2 separate regions of the Homo sapiens genome follow, and region 1 is linked to region 2. Evidence: chromatin loops called from intact Hi-C (ENCODE). Cell type or tissue: OCI-LY7. All regions are shown on one strand.

What was found. Peaks named below come from ENCODE experiments on the same cell type or tissue, not always from the same donor. Only the 100,000 strongest peaks of a DNase experiment are listed, where the experiment ranks them.
Region 1: it touches region 2 in a loop (2.8-fold over the local background); 1 of 110 quality-filtered maps calls a loop at or near these places.

The regions. Positions count from the first base shown.
Region 1 is chr1:107,427,184-107,435,183 of GRCh38, forward strand. NTNG1 (netrin G1) reads left to right here. Exons shown (of 8, transcript NM_001113226.3): 6 at 3,567-3,734. Among named protein-coding and RNA genes, the nearest start is that of NTNG1, 290 kb to the left of the region's middle. RefSeq lists an enhancer at 4,670-5,526. In OCI-LY7, CTCF peaks have their summits at 3,649 (motif pointing right) and 3,860; DNase peaks (open chromatin) are centred at 3,678 and 7,338; H3K4me3 peaks cover 1,061 bases; H3K27ac peaks cover 2,225 bases.
Region 2 is chr1:107,355,793-107,363,792 of GRCh38, forward strand. The region is part of intron 3 of NTNG1 (netrin G1); the gene reads left to right. Among named protein-coding and RNA genes, the nearest start is that of NTNG1, 220 kb to the left of the region's middle. In OCI-LY7, no CTCF peak of the experiment used is centred here; DNase peaks (open chromatin) are centred at 3,339, 3,859, 4,199 and 6,809; H3K4me3 peaks cover 4,677 bases; H3K27ac peaks cover 5,811 bases.

The sequences.
Region 1 (8,000 bases), 71 kb after region 2:
CTGATAGCTCTGGCTAGGACCTCCTGGAGAGTTGAATTTAACCAGCATCAACTTTTAACTGGGATCAAGATTTCCTTATAATTGGAGGGTGGAAGGCCAAGGGAGTATATAAAAGGAAGTGATTATAAGGATTGGACTATGGATACTATATAAGAAGAAATGGGAGGTCATGGGAGGTCAGTGATTTGAAGAATCAAATAATTATTAAACTATTAATATCATCCCTTCAGAAACTTAGTAGGATAATGCAACTCAAGCTGTACCTTAATAGGTTCTGTGCCTGTGTGGAAAGACCAGGTATTAAAAAGTAGGAAATTAACAGAACACCAGAAAATAATATAGCAGTTTAAGAGTCATATTTGAAATACTTTGCATTTATATAGTACTCTCATGTTTTTCAAATCACTTTCAAAGATCTGTTTCTTATTTTATATTCTCAAATATATTATGGCCAGAGATGACAGCTTTATCAAAGTCTCAGAAGAGTACTAGAAGTCTTAAAAGAATCAAGTTATTATTACCCATTTTCTACATCATAAAACATTTTAATGCTGATAAAACATTTAAAGTATCCAGTTATCATTTGAAATAAATTTATACTATTGCATGTTTAGCTGAACATGATTTCTTATACAATTATTTATCATTTCCTTTCTAAATTAATAAATTAGTTTTTAAACAAGACCCATAAATTGTTAATGTCCCCACAGAAATGTGTACTATTCATTAAATTCTAATAATAGTAGTGATAATATCACATTTAACATTTTTATAGAGATTCATGGAATGGGTCTTAAACTGTTGAACTTGGGTATCTTACAGATTTGGTTTTCTTACTCAGATAAAGTTTTATCAGGTAGATTAAAGCATGTAGTTCTGGCCATTGGGCAGACTCTACAGAATCCTTTAGGTACCCACAAAGGAACCATAGTATGAAAAGTCACCAGCCTTATTCTCTACATTTCCCTAACTTCATACCTTTGCCCACTCTTTACTCTATTACTTTCACCTAAAATGCTCATTCCCTCCTATTTTGTTTTGTTTTAATAAACTCTACCTGCCCTGAGGAAGATTCAGAGTGCACATCCTGTAGGACATTTTTTCTAATTCTCCTCCTGTTAAATGAAGTTCTCCTTCTACTTAGATTGCTTTATGTCACTGTTTTTTCTCTGCACATACTATTTTTTTCTGGTTATCTGAGCATATGTTTTCTTATTTACTAAATAAGCTTCCAGGCCACAAGCTTATATGTAGCTGTAGAAAGCTCCTAGATGAATTTTTGCACATAAAAGATGCTTTTGAACAAAGCTCTATTAATTAAATTAGATGTACCAAGAACCAACCCGGGTTAGGGAACATGAAGAAGAACAGCCAATAAGAGACCTCTTCCAGAGGAGGCGACCCAGGGGCAGGGCTGTTATTGGCCCTCCTCAGGAATTCCAGGCAGTTCTCAAAAAGTCCTTGGGAAGCAATTAGGTTTGAGAATTGGGTTTCCTTCCTTCAACCACTGCTCTCAAAAGGCTCTAGTCCTGAAAGATTGTCTTTATTTCAAACTCTCAAACATAGAAGGCTCTAGAAGCTTTTCTGACTCCCTCAGAAGTCAGTAATGCCAGTATAAACAAGGCGTAACTCTGAGCGGTACAGAGGATTGGTGGGAAATGCTTGTTGTTTTACAAGAGATTTTAATTTAGTAATCTGTAACTCTATGATTATTGGTGGTAGTATTATTATTCACTTGGCATGCCTTTACTACTAAATTTATATGGATATTTCCTTACACTGTCTCCTACATTGGAGTCTCAATGCCACCTTCTCCCAGTACTCTCCCTCTCCTCCATACTCGCCTCCCCTCTGACTTCTTCCTGTCCTCACACTCACCCTTCTCTCCCTGTTCACGTACACATGGTGATACAGCTCACCTCAAATAAACGAAGTGGTTTGGCTTCAGCATCCCCCCTTTCTTCTTGCCTCTCTTTTAGCAACTGGGGTCCCGAAGTTGCTGACACTGTTTCTGGTTATCTTCTACTCTTCACCATTTGAGTATCCTCCTCTGCTTCTATCCAAATTTGATTTCATTCCATCAGGACCTTGTTATCAGCTTCCTATTGTAGTAACTAGCTCTCTAACAAATGAATATGAACTTTTCTGATGAGTGGTAGCATATTAATTTTTTTAAAAGTTTAAAAGTTAGCCACCTCTTATTATTATTTACTTGACAACACTTACTCATTTTTACTCTACTCATCAAAATATAATATTTGAAAAATTTTATATAGGCCAAAATAGTAACTCAACACCTAGCCAAGTTCCTGACACATAGGTAGACCAACTCAATAAAAATATTTATTGAATGAATGAATGAAAGAATGAATGAATGTGTTCAAATAATGACTGTGCTTGGCTTTCTAGTGGGATAAAATAAAAGCAAGACAGATATTGATGCAAGAAATATTTTTAAACAAACAAAATTTGCAGTATCCTGGCTGACCTTCCTTATAAATGTCCAACTAGGCCTACCCTCATATTCCATGAAGACAAAACAGATACCCCACCTAGTTACCACTCACACTTTTGTGATAATTATTTCTACCAACAGAGACTTTGTCATTATCATTTATTTTTAAAAGGTTGAATTGGATTTACAACTTCTTTCTCTAGTTGAGATGCAAGAAAGAAGAAATCTAGTCACCCTCCACCCTTCCCCAACTACTCTCATGCTCTTCTTCATCTCCCTGTCTAGTCATTACCACCATCACTCCTAAGCCTCAGAGACACCTCTAACATTTCAGAGAAACCAAGGAAAAGAAAGGTGGGGTTACAGTAGCTACCTAATTCTTCTTTTGTAGCAAACTATTCTTGAAACTTAAGAGAAAAGGAGGGAATCTTAAAAGCACCTTTTCGCACAAATTATCTCCCTGCTTTTTTTGTCTTCTCTCACACATATACATACAGATTTGGTCTGAAGAAAGGCTTAAGAAAGCCATCTTCTCTTAGCATTGGGGAAAAACAAAAATAAAGAATTGTTTAGTTGTCTAGAACTCTATTAAATTTGCCATGATGTATATGAAACCCCGACTGAGTTGCTGTCTTGGCATGATGTCAGAGAGCTAAAGGAGCCATGGTGATGGTACTTAGACTCTCAATGCTCACACAGTCCCCTCTCACTTTTTTTAAGGCTGAAAAGATGAAAACAAGGGAAATGGTGCAAAGACACTAAAATTCTCCATCTGCAAAAAATAAAAATAATAGACTTTTTCATCACTAGAAACTGAGGCTTCCCAAATTTTAAAAGGTGTACACCTGCAAATGCTTCTGTTCATTTTGTCTGCCAAGAATTAACAATCTTCAGTCTTGTTCCGAATGTCCGACCTTTCTATCCTGCTTGAAACAGATGCTATTTCCGTGCCAGTCACAACCACCTGTTGCCACCATGTGTTGTGTTGAATCACATATATGTAATGCCATTCCACCGTCTTTTCTCCATCCCTCATTTTACCCAAGCATGTAGTATGCTATTACTCTGCTACTGTATACACTCTGTATACATTTCTGTTCTTCCTTGCAAGATTGTGAATGCTTCGGCCACTCCAATCGATGCAGTTATATCGATCTGCTAAATACAGTCATTTGCGTGAGCTGTAAACACAACACTAGAGGGCAGCACTGTGAGTTATGCAGGCTGGGCTACTTCAGAAATGCTTCTGCACAACTGGACGATGAGAATGTGTGCATAGGTCAGTTCCATTACAATTTCAGCTATTCTTCTGTGCCTTTTGAGCTACGGGGAGATATTTAGGGTGGAGAGGCTGGCGATTTGCACCGCGGTTGAGCCAGAATGAACTTTCTCAATGTAGAAAATATCCTATGGTAGATTTCACTTGTGATTTCACTTGTATTGGTTGAAATCATAGTTGGGGGATATACTTTGAACCCTTATGTTGTTGCTTTAAATATGATGATCTCAGAAATCATGTTAAAGAAATTAAGAATTTTCTTTCTTCCCGTTTTTTGCTTTTGTATGAAATTGTAAAACCTGATGATTCTGAACTGATCTTATAGCCTTAAACTTAAGGCTATACATTCAACTTTCAAAATAGAAACTCATTATATGCGATTTAATTATAGATATGAAAAATTAGGGTACAGATTCTTGCATATAATTGGTGATCAACGAGTATTGATAGATTGAAAATGTTGCTATTTGAGATTGAAAATGACTAGCAACTGGAAATGTAAAAGTTTGTCTGACTTCTTCATCCATAGCAATGAAATTCCATTTATTGAATTTTCCTACAGCTCCCAAAAAGGAGGAGTAATTTCTCAAAAGTATTCTAGGCAACTAATTATCTTAGCCCTGGAAAACTGCGTCCACAGAGGCCCCTGAGCACTTTCCCTTCCCTCCCCACCAATGACTACTGCTCTTGGCACCTAGGGAGGACCAGGCACCTTTCCCACCCAGAAAATCTCCTACCTTTTACATAGTGAAACCTGTCTTTAAGAATATGGGGGTGCCAATGGAAAAATAAGAAACAATAAATGGAATTTCACTTCATAATTCACTCTGAAGCAATGCATATATTTGAAATGCTGAAAAATATATGTGTAGCCATTACCACACCAGTAGGTAGCTATATAGGCACCCAGTTTTAAAGGTAGACTTTTTCACATTGAGGTACGTTCAATAGGATACACAAGCTGAATAATGACAAGCAATCTTTTTATCAAGAAAAGAAATCCAATTCGTATTTCTGTGATCATTGTCCTCTGATTGGATCGTCAAGATCCAAGTGTCACAAAAAAAAGCTGTTGAGTTGTTTTTAATCAAATTGGGCCAAGTATATATAATACTGTTGGTGTCTACAGTACTTTCTGTATTTCAGAGCATCTCCTTATTTATTATTTGTCAATTAGGAGAGAAAGTACTGGACTTAGAGGCCAGAAAGCTAGGCTCAAATTTCCGTTTGCTAGCTCATGGCTGTGTGCCATAGGTAAGTCATTTGAGCCTTCTAGTCAGAAAAGGATAAATGGGATGCACAGGAAACCCTTGGTCAACTGTGAACTGGCTTGCAGATGTCTTGTTTTGTTTTTACTTAATCCTCATTAACAAAACAGTGGGGTAAGTATTACACTAATTGTTTCCCCTGTCTTGTCATTGAGAAAAGTAAGGCAGATTGACCCAAATCTTACAGCAAAGGGTTTCTGACTTCAAAGCTTAAACACTTTCAACCACTGACACAATTAGCAAAGCTAAGCTTGTCAGACTTTTACTTATGGTATGTGTTTTGGATGACAGCAGCAATTCCACTCTGAGTTTATGAACAGAAGTTCAATTGTCTTCATAACACTTGGGTTACAAAGATTTGAGGATATTAATGAAAACCAAAAGACATGTAGTTGTCTGAATTTTGAAGGCAGAGTACATTTTACTGAATGTCATTTATAAAAATATATAAATGTCATGCTATAGATAGGTAAACACCAGAAAAACTAAAATAAATAGGAACACAGGATAAAAAACCTAACCATTTTTACATAAGATTAAAATGTTTTATAATATTTAATATGATTTTAAATCAATCTAAAAAAGTCCTTAAAAGGAAATATTTTATTCCATAAAATTTCTCTTATCAGGTAACTTAACAATATCACAATATATTTTATTCAGAGTATTTTATTATTATGAAGTTTGGCCTTTTTTCCAGTTCTGAAGTAAACTGTGAACTCCACATCTGCTTCTTTCTATCCAGTTTTAAGAGGTATAGTTCAGTTGTAAATCCATATTTGATTATCCACAGACTAGAAAACAATCCATTCAGTGTCTGTCTTTTAAATCAGATAAACTACAGAAGAAATATGAAAAAGATATCAATTTTGTATTTATTTTTACTTTTAAAAATCAAGAAGAGTTTTCCTCTCCATTTCTAGAAAGTTTATTAATTAAAATTATAAACTTTTGGAAAATTCCATTTTATCGAGGTAAACCTGTTTCTATTTAGTATTTTGTACTTGAAACCAAGCGAAGTACTTGGTGAACACAAAGGAGTGCATTCCTAGGTACTATTAAAGTTAGCTACATTAGGCCAGGTGCAATGGCTAATGCCTGTAATCCCAGCACTTTAGAAGGCCCGGGCAGGTGGATCACTTAAGGTCAGGAGTTTGAGACCAGCCTGGCCAACATGGTGAAACCACATCTCTACTGAAAGAGATAAAAAATTAGCTGAGCGTGGTGGCCTGTGCCTGTAATCCCAGCTACTCAGAAGGCTGAGGCAGGAGAATCAGTTGAACTCGAGAGGTAGAGGTTGCAGTGAGCTGAGAGAATAGCGCCACTGCACTCCAGCCTGGGCTACAGAGCGAGACTCCATCTCAAAAAATAAAATAAAATAAAAAGTAATATTAGCTAGATTGTTCCCTCACCCACCATAATTTCTTAAATTATTGCCCTTTTCTAAAGAAGAAAATTGTGTTTCAAGAATGAATAGAAAAATTTAGCTAGCTGATAGGTACTAAGGTCTATCTTTTATCTGTAGTGCTTATATGCACACAATGAATTAATAACAATTTCCTTAAAAAGCTGTAGATTTCACTTACCCTGCTTGAGGCGCTGAGGACAGTGGTACTGGGGCTGCCTGTGCACTAGGCTGGAGTTTGCCCTCTCAGGGCCGTTGGAAGCCTCTGGCTCCTTTGCTAAGGTTTGCCCTATGAGACAGCATGAACCTATTTGCTATTTTCCACAATTAAGATTCCTAAAGGGCTTGCGGCAGGACTGTTAAATTCGAAAGGATACATCACAAGTAATTGAGAGTTAATCTTAATACCATTTTGTATAGAAAGCACTAATGAAAATGAAGGGATATTTACCCCATTCACTTTCACAGAATAAGGCACTAATCTTGGAAACTTTGAACTTCATCTAAGTCTCATCTACATTAAAAATAAAAAAAGAACACTTTGCCAATTCTTTAACAACTGACAATAAAATTCACCACCCTTGCTGTAAAGGAACAACTCATATCTTTGACAAAATGTAGGCTCTGTGTGATGAAATAGATGTTGTAAAATACTTGCATCATTTTATATTATGGCAAATATAAAATGCAGCAGGCTATTCCATGTTGCCACAGTGATTGCTGCTTTGTAATTACTGGTGAATTTGCCCATTTTTTCTACAAATTCCAAACACAGCCATGTCTCCAAAGATACATGTAATTACCCTGTAATGACATAGCAATTACATGAAGATGACATCCTTGCATGCTTCTGTTTCATGTAAACTTGAGCATTAAGCAGGAAGCTAGAGGATATATGGTTTGTGACCCTGAGTAATCACTGTTAATAATCCAGCTGACAAGCTTTGCATCACAATGAAACAGAGCTCAGCAGCTGCTGCTAAGCATTTCTTAAAATTATGATGTATAATTTTTAATTCCCCTTTGAAACCCATGGTTGGGTAATCAGAGGTACCTTAAATAGAATAAGGGGAACATAAGACACTTTTAATACCTGTAAATCAATTCTAGTATAACTTTTAAATGAAGCACCCCCTGCCAGGTATTTTACGTTGCTTTGTAATCTAACAGTCCTGCATGTTCTTCCTAATTTCATGGAATAAAATATGATCCTCCAAGACTCTTTGCATTACTCCAATATCCACCATTGACCATCATTCCATAAATGACACTTTTAAAAAACTGAATTATTTGTTACATAAGGTGAAGGGAAGGCCACACCCCTTCTTGTCCTTTATTTTCATGACTGCAAAACATTACACTTACCCACATTTTCCTATGACAATGACTGGGATATATTATGGTTTAAATGTTTTACTGTTTTGTTTAATTTTGTTTACATTTTTTGCCTCTAAAATCTTATATTAATTAATGGTCATGGGCTAATTGACTGGAGGAGTATGTGAATTCACGTTGGCCAGATGTAACTCTGCTTACTGGCTTACAAAACATTGGTGATTTATTGTCAACTTACACACTTTAAACAGTAAAAAA
Region 2 (8,000 bases):
CAATACAAGTCCAACCACCGCCACCCTCAAACTCTAGGCCACAGAGATTCGGTAATCCATGGCTTCAGTAATGCTCTGGTTTTATTGTTTATTTCTGACCTCAGTGGATTTTTCTACATTGTTTTACACAGTCTCAAAAGTGTTCATAAATTATTGTGTCCTAAAAAGATTTTTGTGTATTCCAGACCACCGTCGTGGCAGAAACAAAAGTCTTCATATTTTGGGCTGTTTTACCTTCATGAAAATGTATTCACTATGAAAGGGATTTAGTCTGTTCTTCTCACCTTTGTCACCTCAGTGCCTGGAAAGTGTCTCCATCCTGGTTATACTTAGGGTTGTATCCAGTGATTATGCACATCTGGCATAAGGCCTCACATAGACATATTTTAAAAGCTCTTTAAGAAATTTTAATCCGATGCTAAGATTAAAATGATATTGACCTAGAACATACCTGGTAGAAAGTATATTCTCAAAAATATTTATTGAATGAATGAATAAATTTATTTATTTGTTTATTTAGAGACAGAGTCTTGCTCTGTCACCCAGCCTGGAGTGCAGTGGCACAATCTCAGCTGACTGCAACCTCCACCTCCCAGGTTCAAGTGATTGTTGTGCCTCAGCCTCCCGAGTAGCTGCAATTACAGGCGCCCACCACCACACCTGGCTAATTTTTGTATTCTTAGTAGAGACAGGGTTTTTCCACATTGGCCAGGCTGGTGTCGAACTCCTGGCCTCAAGTGATCTGCTTGCTTCGGCCTCCCAAAGTGCTGGGATTACAGGTGTGAGCCACCATGCCAGCCAGTCCTGTTGAATGAATTAACCAATTTATAAGAATGATTTTTTTTTAAGGAAGAATTTGGCTATTTTCTGAAGGGAGTCAAGTCATTAGAAGAAACGTATTGTATCCTTTGGGTATAGGAATTAAAGACCAATCTGGTGGTGGCTCATGCCTGTAATCCCAACACTTTGGGAGGCCAAGGCTGGTAGATCACTTGAGTTCAGGAGTTTGAGACCAACCTGGACAACATGGCAAAACACTGTCTCTAAAAAATATATAAAAGTTAGCCGGGCATGTTGGCGCATACCTGTAATCCTAGCTACTCGGGAGGTTGAGGCATGAGGATCTCCTGAACCCAGGAGGTGGAGGTTGCAGCAAGTGGGGATCATGCCACTGCACTCCAGCCTGGGCAACAAGGTGAGACTCTGTCTCAAAAATAAAAGACCAATCTGATGATGGGGAGAATTTTAACAAGTCTGTCTCCATCTGGGCCTAATCAGCAGTGCCTAACCAGACAACACAAATCACCAAATATAATTTTTAAATGCATTCACTGCTAGGCCCCACCCCAGTCAGAATTGGCCCTGACAATTGTGTCCATGGATTCTTTCCCTAGGTTACAGAGGACTAACTTATGCCCTATAGTATATGAGAGTACTATTTGAAAGAAATTATTTTCTGCTGACCTGATCCTCATTGAGCCATGATCTCAATTAAAAAAAATTCCTAAATTTATACTTAACTGGGCCAGAAAAGATGAGCAGGCATGCAGTGAGCATGAGAAAGGGAAGAAAAGCTAAACATGATTCATTCAGGATTATAACATATTTTCTAGATACTTTGATTGTAATACCTCCTTGTCAAAGTCTTGGACCCCAAAATCTCCATAAACATATGAGAGCTCAGCTTTTAATTTTAACTACTTCATTTCTTCCACAGACATTTCATAGTTCCTTAAAAACTTTAGCTAATTTCATTCTTTACTTGGCTGATCTGATAGAAATAGTTGAGAAATGGCCAGAAATCCTGAATCACCAAGTTAACATTGGAAGAAAGAGGACAGCTTGATTTTAAAAGCTAACAAAGAACAAAGGGAACTGGAAAAAAATTATTTTTTGACATAAAATTGTAAATATTTTTTTTTCAGTGATATTTAACAATTCGTTTTTCACAATGACAGCTGTAAATTATTCATAACAGGCTATCTGGTCCTTAACTTTCCAGTTATCTGTGATTATAATGGTGAGTTGATCTGAAATGAAGGAAAATATTGATTAGAAACATTTGAAATATAGATGAAGTTCTTTAGTTAGAATATTAAAGTTGCACTTGGTTTCATATATCTAAGGAACATTTGAAACTGTAACAGTGGAATTTATAGCATTATATACTACTCTTCTATGTAAGTCAAATCGTTTCTTTTAAATTTCTGACCACTCAAATAATAGATCATTCCATTCGAATACATGGTTAAAATTTTGAAAGATATCAAATTAAAAATGAGCTTTTATTGTGACTCTAAACACTGTGAGAAAGTGTTTACATGTCCTAAGAATGCATATATAACAATATGCACAACCTGAAAGTAAATACCTAAGGTATGAATTTTTTTAATCTTTGTGGGGAAAAATGCAATTGAGAGAAAATATTACACTCTGGACTAAGAAATATTAAGTGCTACCTCTACTTGAGTTATTTTAAAAATTTAGTTCTTCAAGCCTTATTGAAGAAGATGATACTCTCAAGTTGAGCACTGGAAAATAGATGGGCATGAGGAGATAGTACTTAATTTTTTTTTTTTTTTGACATCTATGACTAGAATTAATCAACAGCAAATGGCCACTTGCACATAGATTTGGTCACGAGTGGGGGTTTCCTGTTCTGGATGAGTCTGTCTAATGTAAACTTTTTCTTTACAATCAATTCATTTGTTGCATTCTAGTGTTGATCTAGCCCACTGAAAATCTGGTCATCTTTTTCCAAACTAATACAGAGCACTGACCTATGGGGGAGAAAAGCCTAAATTTTAGTGTATCTGTTTTGAAAGTAAGGAATTCTAAAGAGGACCTTACGATGATAATCAAATCATTCCAGGAAAAAAAAAAAGGCAGAGAGTTTAACAACATCTACAAGCTGCTGTTGCTTAAAAACACAGTATTTGAACTGCAATTTGAGCATATTTTTACCCTTCAGACATTACAAACATGCCATAACACCCTGCTGTGAGGACAGCTTTGGTGCCCCAGAAGTAAAAGAGTTTAGCTGTGATTAAAGGATTGAAGTCTGTGCCTTGAACTGACAGATTAGTTTATGCTAGGTTTTCTCTGTTAATTCTAGACTTGACAGCTCCACTGTAAATTAATCTAAATTATGGCCAACTGCTACAAGGCTGATCATTGTCTCACAAAAAAATATAAAGTTCTATTGAAAATGCGGACGTCTCTATCACCAAATGTTACTCCAATTTGCTAGAAATCTGAACAAGGCAACTTAAAACACACACACAGGAAATTGCAGCTCCTAGATGCCAGTAGAGCTATAGAGATTTGGACACACAAACTGAGCTGTTGGGGAGAACGGGTCTGACTTCTGTGGTCACTGATGTGTGAGCCTCAGTGTTTGTCTTTAGCAGCTCATGACAATGTAATTACATCCTGCGTGCCCAATTTTTCTCATAAATGAAGTTGATAAATATAAACTACAGTTTATGATTGTGAATCACAGCCTGAAGCAATACAGCATGGTCATTGATTGCAGAGAAATATAAATAGGAGATGATAATAGATTGACTGAATCTGAACCCTATCACAGACCAGTTAAGATATCAGAGAATCAGAGAATGGCTTAAGAGAAGCCTTAGTTTCCCAGGAAGAGAAGAGAAAACAGGTCTGGTGGGCAAACAAAGGCTTTATAGCTTCATTAACCTATTCATACCTATAGGATGATCATTTCTCTGGAAATTGCCCCTATCTGAGACTTGATTGAGAGTAGGCATCAGAAGTGAAGGGTGACTTTTTCTATTTTCTGTCTGTCCTTGGCAAGCTCCCCCACCCCCAACACATTTGCATCACTGATTCTATGTTCTTAAATTTGGAGCTTCCTGTTTCTGTGATTAGAAAACCTACAGATAGGTTTACATTTGCATTCACTGTTCATATCATTAGGGAGCTGAACAGACAGTATTGAGTGCATACACCGTGCTAATTCACCTTTACATCTGAAGGAAAAAATACTAAGTGTGATAAGATGAAAAAAAAGGAAAAGAGAGAAGTGGAAATACATATTTATAGAAAACAGTATTTTCTCCAAAACTATCACGAGATAGTCACTGCTATTTATTGTGTAACTTATGTAAACCCAAAACAGTTGGGCCCAATCTGGTCCCCAGATATATCTTATTTGGTCGACACAACATTTTACTTATTTTTTATTTGCATACCTCTTAATCAAGCCTAAACTGTTCACACATGGTTGCTGCTCCCGCCACACCCTGTTGTCTTATACAGGGTCTGCTTACCTGCCTGACAACCGACCAACCCTTTGGTCTATAGCACTCAAACATATTGATTAGAAAAATTGATTTTTTTTAGGAAAATGTTTAGTGGGCATTATATACCAGGTACTGAACTTGACACACCAAAACAATAAATATAATTTCAGGCAGTGATATATACCATGAAGAAAAATGAATCAGGGTAAGGGAAAGAGAATAAGAAGACAGCCACTTTAGGAAGAGGTGATCTGAGAGGTCAGAATATCAGAACAAAAGTTAAAGGATGTGAAAGAGTGGGCCACGGAAATATCTGTGGAAGAACATTCCAAAAAGAGAAACAGTGAGTGTAAAGACCCTGAAGAGAAATAGAAAGTACAGTATGGAATACTCAAGGTGGAAAGTGATAGAAATTAAGGTAGGAGAGATGAGCAAATGCCAAATTGTTTAGGTCCTATAGGCAACAGGAAGCCACTGGAAGATTTTCAGCAAGGAAATCAAGTAATATAATTTATATGATAATGAATGGATAGTCTCTAATTCATGGGTAGTACATAAATAATTTATTTGAATTCTGAAAAGTATTTGCAAAGTCAAGTAATGCCTGTGAAATTTTATCTGCATTATCAGTCTGCTTAGCAAATCAATATATTAGAAAGCATTTAAGTAGCAACTAATATGTGCACATCCTATGCTAAGCCCTGTTTAGGATGTAAAGATCACTTAATATATGGTCCTTGACTCATAGCCGAGAGGCTACTTTCTAACATCTAGTCACCAGTCACTGAGTATCTCTCGTCCATGCCTCCAGAATACATGTTACATATTTCTTCCCATGATTACTAGAAAGACTTAAGAAACTTAGTTTTGTTATTGATTTGTATACATGACACATAAATCTGCTTCTCGTGTAACTGCTATCTCACTTCTTTAACTCTATAAATTTCATTGTTTTAAAGAAGAATCAGTTCTTATATTGCAATATGGAAGTACATAGCTCCAAAAAAAAGGCAAAAGATCTTTGAAATGGGTTTGAAAAAATATATATAATATATATAGTATTATATATTTCTTATATTATATATTATATATTTCTTATATAAAATATAATATATATTATATTATATATAATTATGTATAAAATAAATATATATAAATTATATATAAAATAAACATATAAATTATTATATAAAATATATGTTATGTAAGAACTATATAATATATAATTTTTATATAAAAATATATAACATAATATATAACATATATAATCATTATATAATGAATATATACATTATATAACATATATATATATACATATATATATATATATATTTTTTTTTTTTTTTGAGACACAGTTTCGCTCTTGTTGCCCAGGCTGGAGTGCAATGGCGTGATCTCAGCTCACTGCAACCTCTGCCTCCTGGGTCAAGCAATTCTCCTGCCTCAGCCTCCAGAGTAGCTGGGATTGCAGGCATGCACCACTATGCCCAGCTAATTTTGTATTTTTAGTAGACATGAGGTTTCAGCACGTTGGTCAGGCTGGTCTCAAACTCCTGATCTCAAGTGATCCACCCGCCTCGGCCTCCCAAAGTGCTGGGATTACAGGTGTGAGCCACTGCACCCAGCCAGAAAAAAGCAAATATTTTAATCACTGCCAGTACCTCCTCATCCTGTTGAAAGCTGATGTCATTTTTGACACTCGGGAAATGACTTCTTTATGGAAGAAATGATAAACTAGTCTGCATCCTGCTGCAATAATCTGAAGAAAGAGTGTTTGCTATTTCAATTCTGAGGATCACTTCATAATTGTAACATCAAATTAGCATCTTGGCTTATGCTACACTATTTTGTAGAATCTTAGAGCGTGGCTGACAGGGTCCATGGAGTACTCAGCTGGAACAGACTGATTTAAATATGGCAGAGACAACAACAGGGGAAGGGAGAGCCCTGAACAACATTGCAGAAAGCGTGAAGCTCATCCCATATCCAGCACTCCCTCGTCTCATGCTCTTGTACCACCATCACAATCTCCTTGGGCATCCAAAGAGCACCCATCCCTGAAACCATCCATCAGAATTACCCCAACCTCTACCCATTTTCCTCAGAACTCTCTCTCTGATCAATTTTCTTAAGTCTGTGTGCCATGATATTTTCACCTCAATAAAATAATTGCTATTTAAAAGAGACGGTTACACCTTGCCCAAAGGAATAACTAAAATGGTGGAAATTCTGGATGCACTAGCTGGCAGCTTAGGAGAGTTATGGAGAAGAGGCTTTTTATTTCCTTTGTAATACTACCACTTGATGTCTAATGTGAGGTATGCTAGATACCTGTGGTTGTTGGTTACATGTTATCCTACTGCTTTAATTACTGGAAAGCTAAGTGTTCACTAGTTAATTTTCACTGTGGCCTCCACTATGGGGTTGCCGGATCTAAGTAGGAACATGAATTAGTCTGTGCATTATTCCAGCACAAATGAAGCCAAAGCTGAACAGGTGCATGATGTAGTGCAGTGAAAACACCATGAGCTTTGGAGTCTGAAGACCTAGATGTGTGCTCAGTGTCCACTGCTTGATGAAGCAGAGGTGTGGGCAGGTCCCTAAACCTCTGAGACTCTTGCATCAGCTGTAAAATCCAGAGTTGCTGTGAAACTGAAACACGGCATATATGTTAAAACACTTTGTAAACTGTAAAGCACAAGGCAAATGATGCTATTTTCAATTTAAGCAAAAATAGAATAAGGGCAGATGAAGATTTCAAGACCTTTCAGATTTTTTTAAAAGTTTCCCTACCCTTCTTAACAATCTGTTTTTATTTTGGCTGATTACTTGAGGATGAGCTCAGGAGAATATTCTGAGCAAATGTTTGAGTTTGGTCTTAGTGCCTCGCCCTTTCCCTCCCTTCTGTTTCATGGCTTTTCCATGGCTGGCTTTTATCATACAGAAGGCTGGCTGACTGAATTTCTTAGGAACATTTTTATATCTTGTCTAATGGATGGTCAGGGTTTCATATTGCTGCTTCTTTTTAAAAGTTAATCAAAGAATTACAGGCAGGTTTTTTCCTTGTGTTGTAAATATGAATTAGTCTAATTATAGTTTTCAAAAGAAAGCATTTTCACACCTGAATTTCATGAACATATGATGGAGAAATGACAGGGCTTATTCATTGGATGGTTTTCTGAAGGAAAAAAGCCCCACTGCAAATACAAATAAAACAGTGTCTTGCTGTATTCCTAGGGAGGGAGTATAGAATTGTGTAGTCTCTGTGCCAGAAAGCCACATGGAGTATATCATTGCAAAGTCTCATAGTCATGAGGAAACTGGGGGGTCATCCAGTCCAATTCAGTCATCATTTAGAATACACAGGAAACATGATTTAATCTGCAATATAACTGCGTTCAACATCATGCCTAATTTCATCTCCTTATCTGAACCATAGTTTGCACTTAATAAATGTTAGTTAAGTAAAATTAATAATTATCCCACTATTATTTCCCCCAATAAAAAAACCTGCTAATAATATCAGTCTCTTTTCTGGTTAATTCTATTCACTTCATGCTTTTATTTGCTTTTTCCCTTTGTGGAATGTGGATCCTCTCTTGCCAGTTATATAAAGATTGCTTCTCCTTCAGACGTTAGCTCAAGGCTCATCTCCACCAACAGGCACCATTTCATATTGATCACTTGCTTTCATCTTATCTGAACTCAATTCAATTTAACATTTAATCGTTT